Regions from separate parts of the Homo sapiens genome. Here region 2 is linked to region 1. A link is an interaction called in ENCODE POLR2A ChIA-PET data of the cell type or tissue named here. Cell type or tissue: PC-9. All regions are shown on one strand.

What was found. ChIA-PET counts read pairs that join two places held together with the same protein. Peaks named below come from ENCODE experiments on the same cell type or tissue, not always from the same donor. Only the 100,000 strongest peaks of a DNase experiment are listed, where the experiment ranks them.
Region 2: POLR2A ChIA-PET joins it to region 1 with 6 read pairs; 2 of 35 experiments call an interaction of 5 or more read pairs at or near these places.

The regions. Positions count from the first base shown.
Region 1 is chrX:10,446,610-10,449,109 of GRCh38, reverse strand. MID1 (midline 1) reads left to right here. Exons shown (of 10, transcript NM_000381.4): 10 at 1-2,500. Among named protein-coding and RNA genes, the nearest start is that of MID1, 170 kb to the left of the region's middle. RefSeq lists an enhancer at 1-171. In PC-9, no CTCF peak of the experiment used is centred here; a DNase peak (open chromatin) is centred at 1,009.
Region 2 is chrX:10,393,856-10,396,355 of GRCh38, reverse strand. No RefSeq gene overlaps it. Among named protein-coding and RNA genes, the nearest start is that of MID1, 230 kb to the left of the region's middle. In PC-9, no CTCF peak of the experiment used is centred here; no DNase peak of the experiment used is centred here.

The DNA.
Region 1 (2,500 bases):
ATTACAACTTTTAGGAATTACTTGGTTTTGCACATTAAGAGGCCCATAAGTTTATCAGCTATTTACAACCTTCATTTCATCACAATCTGTGGGCTTACAAAAAAACAAAAACTTTTGTAGTTTTGTATGTTACTCATCTTCTTACCTGATATCCCATGATGATCCCATGGTAGGTCTTCTCACCTCGATGGTGCATAACAGGATGTGTTTGAACCTAGTAGGGGAGGAAACAGGCTTTCTTACTCTGGTTTAATTTGAAGTGTTTTAATTGTGATGTCAAAAAGTTGTATCAGATCAACTAAAATGGAGAGCAAGACAGAGAATGAAAAGAGTTGATTTTGGACCTCGGACCTTGCCGTGGCTAAATCTTTACCTTCTCATAGCTGATGGGATAATGTTGGAAAGAAAGGTTCTGAATCCTTTGGCCACATTTTGCCCTGCTTCTCTCAGGGTTAAGGGTTCTGGAAGAACATTAAGAATGAGATTGCAATTGAAAATAGTCATTTTGAATCCTATTGATTATTCAAAAATTCAGGCTGATTTGTCTTTTATCAGAGGTAGGATTCTGTTTTATAGTATAGAATCTACTTTATCCTTCCTTTTAATAGTTCCTTTAGACCTGTGAAATTTCTTCACTACATTTAATAGTTCTCCTATTTCCCGCTCCCCCATATCAATTTTCCTTTTGTCTCCGGGGCTGAGTAAATAAACATGTTCTGTCACAAATAGCAGCACCACTTTGGATTGATTTTGCTCTCCAGGACATCAGCACATGGCCCTGATCAGCACTACCACATCCAAACATAAGTCACTGAAAAACACTTAATATTTATGAGTTGGTAATGACAAGGGACATTGTATAAAGTACTATTTGCTAGATTCATGCCTCAAAAGTTATTATAAACAGACCTTTATTAAACACATCTTGAAAGATGTAGAAGTCCCTCTATAGTCTAGTATAGTTTACAATAGAGTTGTAAGACCAAAAAAAAAAAAAAAAAATTCAAACTCGTTATTCAGGAACCTGCTTATAAAATGTCAGCTGGGATTCTTTGCATGCCAATCTGATGCGTTGGAATGGTCCATGAATTAAGGCTTTCTTGAGCAGTTCTTGGCCCAGAACTCTGGCATTGGTTCTAGTTTGATGAAGGGCATGACCTCTATAAATGGTTTCAATTGCTAAAATATTTACCTGGGATACTGGGTCAGCCATTTTGACTGAGCAGACTAGTGGATTTAGACATTGTTTTTAGTTATTTTGTTTTTAACCAAATCAACCAACTGCCTCCCTGAAATAAGTCAATGAACTCATTGTTTCAGCATCACGTGGCCAAAGGTCATGTGATTGCAAATCTGGATTTCAAGGGAGGCCAAGCCAGCTTCCTGGGTCCTTCCATCCTCTTCCCTAGCAGACACTCTCCTTTTTCTTAACAGATAGATTCTATATATTTACTATATTATTTATACCCAGATGAATATTTTGATAGATACCTAAGACAATTTCACATCTAAAAGATGGACGCCTCAATGGAAAAAAAACAATCTTTCTCTGGAAACCTTATAGGTTTTTCTTTTTATTACAATATAAAAGCAATGTGTGTTTGCCTTCTCTGAGTAAACTGAAAGGGTTGTCTCAGTAATTTTTACATACATTTTGGGTAACTGGATAATGGATATTTTAATGCACTTTGTACACTAACAGGTTCTAAATAAAAGGGTCTAAAACTCAGCTTCTGAGTTTTTAAAATCACGGTCTCCAGGTACCAATAAATGCTACAGTTTGCCTTATGATGTTAACATAAAACACTTAGTAGAAGGACAATATTTCCATGAAAATAATGTTTTTCAATATTAAGAAGTTACTACTCAAATTTTCACAGTAAGCCATTTAGGGTATGTTTGGCTATTTTTATAAGGACATGAGAGATTATGTCATAATTTTGTTGTGGAAGTCTCACTCTTGGCTAACTTAAAAGCATTGTGGATAGTAGCAGTTACTAGTTCCAGGTTGTCATATTTACAGGAAAATATGTATATGGTGAAAGGCCACCGTGTTTAATTACTATAATGATGTAGAAAAGATTCCCGTGTGAATTTTTTTTTTGAAAGTCTAAAAAATGTATGCTGTAAAAATTTGCTGCAGTGTAATTTTGCATTCTCTTTAAACTGATTGAGGTCACAGTATTTTATTATTTGGGGTCCTCACCACAGGAAACACTGCGATACAGGGGCAAAAGAGATGGCAGTGCCAATTAAATTAATACAACAAAATCAATGCAGCACCAACCAAGACTGCCAGGTCTGGTGTCATGGGTATGCCCAGAGCCCAGGAGTTCAGAAGGGCCCTAAGCCTGATTTAATGCTCTGCTGTTGATGTCTTGAAATTCTTAACAATTTTTGAACAAGGGGCCTGCGTTTTCACTTCGCACTGGGCCTTGCAAATTACATAGCGAGTGCTCATAAAAGAACTCAGAAACGTGGTACCTCTCTTCCTGGTGGA
Region 2 (2,500 bases), 53 kb after region 1:
ACCTAACAAAGAGTAAATGGGAAAGAAGGAGAGGAAATAGGAGATCCAGGGCCAGGGGCTGAGAAAATCACAACAACATTGAGGAAGGGATACATCAGGGTGGTGGAGGGACAAAGCTGGCTGAAGCTTTGGGAGACATTTTCCCAAGAAGATGAAATGGATAGAACTCCCAATGTGTTTGAATATGATGAGAAGAGAGATAGGTAGCCAGGGTAGTGTTTGAGAACACATCTGATATGTGCATAGAAAACTAAGCCAACTAGGAAAACAAAAAGACCATTTCCATCTCCAGAGAGAGAACAGTTGGGCGGGCTCGATTGTCAACAGCATTGCCTTCTCACGATCATACAGTCTGAATGATGATCTGACTGTAGTTACAGAATGACTATATTCGAGGATGGGAGGACAGGAGGTACGTGTGTGGGTGGTGGGGGCAGTGAGGCGGTGACATGAAGAGAGCTCTATCCTCAACCTTCAAAATGGGAAGCTGATGGATAATGCACAAAGGGGAAAATGAGGAAGTGGTGATATAAGCATGTTACCTAGAAGCATGAAGATGGATTTCAAAATAGTCAGTTAGGGGAGTGGCCTGTGGGCAATAGAAAACAAGCTGTGGGGAGATGGGGAGGGGAGTGCTGCTTTTCAAATCAAGCCTGTGGAACCATACAACCGTCTAAACTGTGTGCCTGCATGGCTGGCAGAAAAATAGTAACTACATTGCTAAAGAAAGGCTACTGAGTGTGTGTTTTATGCCAGATCCTGTGCTATTTGGAGAATCCAATAATTAATAACACATAGTCATTAAACTCAAGTTTACATCACAGGGGAGGTAAGACACACAAATAAATAGCCACGTGTGTGAAGAGGAATCCTAAAGGAAAGGGAAACCACTTCCTATTTGGATGGGAGGTTGAGTGCTAGCAGTAGCAGCTTTGTGGAGGAGGTGCATTCACCCATCTCGGGATTATAGTGACCAAGCTGAATGATCACCTAAAAGCATTCAGTATGGCACTTTGAATTGAGTTTGTGGGTTTGTGGCTGAGTTCGTGGTTTTCAAACTGGCCATCAGGAAACCAAGAAATAAATGCTGCAGGAGAATCAACAAACCTCCTAGTCTAAACCTTGACCTCTGCAGATCAAAGGTGAAGGCAGGTCACTCTTCTGCCTGCTTCATTTTATACATAGAAGATTCTAATCCTAAACCGCTGCCAATCACAGAATCAACACAAACACTAAATTACCTAAACACACCAAGGATCTTCTCTCTCTGAAGTGTTGTGTTTTCTTGTTGTTGCTGCTTGTTTGTTTGTTTCTGGTAAATCATTTTTTCTGAAATCATCCATTTCCCTGAAAATCATATTTCATCAAATTCACAGTTGTCTTTTTCTATAGATTCCAGGTAAGAGGAGGACTTACCAAAATTCTGAAGGCTGGTTATTGCTCTCCTTTTATAAATTGACACTGAAATTACGCATAATGGAAAATTGATAGGAACAAAAGCTAAAACCAAATAGCTTTCCTTTCTATATTTTGTCAAAATAAATATGTGCCTTATTCCATATTATAAAAATCACGAGCATTAGAATAAACCTCCAACACTATGGAAGAACACGAAATAGGTCAAAATATAGAAAAGCTTATAAACTACCTCCTAGAAACCAACGAGAACTGGTAACACATGATGTACTATTCCAGGCACTTTTATATGCATGTGAGTATATTTTTAAAACAAAGCTGGGTTCATTTAACATATTCTGTTAGGAGACTTGCTTCTTTCATACAGCGAATGTTTTTTCCTGTCAATTTAGCCCTGGTTTCTCAATGCAGAAAATATGTAAAAGGCAGAATTTTCCTAAGTGATTGAATTTTAAAATTTCCCTCTTATTTATCTGATTGCTGTAGAGTTGCTCGATCTTCTGCTCCACAAAAAGTAGAAAGGTGGTGTAATGGCAAAGTTACTTAGCTGAAAATCAAGTAACTTCAGTTTTAACTCTGGCTTCGTTTGCTTCTTTGAAGCAATCAGAAAGATTGGAAGAAATTGTCTGTAAGATAAGTTTTGGAAGGGGAAGAGCCCAGCCTTGGAGTCAGGGGTTTAGATCATCAGCTCTCCCCTTACTAGTTGAGTGAACCTGTGCCAGTCACTTATCTATGCGCCAAAGTTCTCCTAAGCATACAGCGACTGGAGTGAATTTACTTTCACCAGCTGTTGTATGGGAATTTCCCTGTCTGGAACTTTGGCTGGGACCCAAAGCTAAAGACAATAGATGACACTAGACTCTCCATGAAAGATTTGCTAAGTGACTTGAAATTGACTCTGTGACCCTGACTCATCACTTACTAGCTGTCTGTATATGAGGGGAGCCCGGGCACAGAGGAAAGACTTTGGCATGAACGGAGGAAAGAACAGTCGTGAGTTTGTTCTCCTCCTTTTCAGGAGAGTGTTGAGTGCGTCCTCTACCTCCTGCAGGGGTACAAGGCAGCCTCAGGGACCTCTGATCCT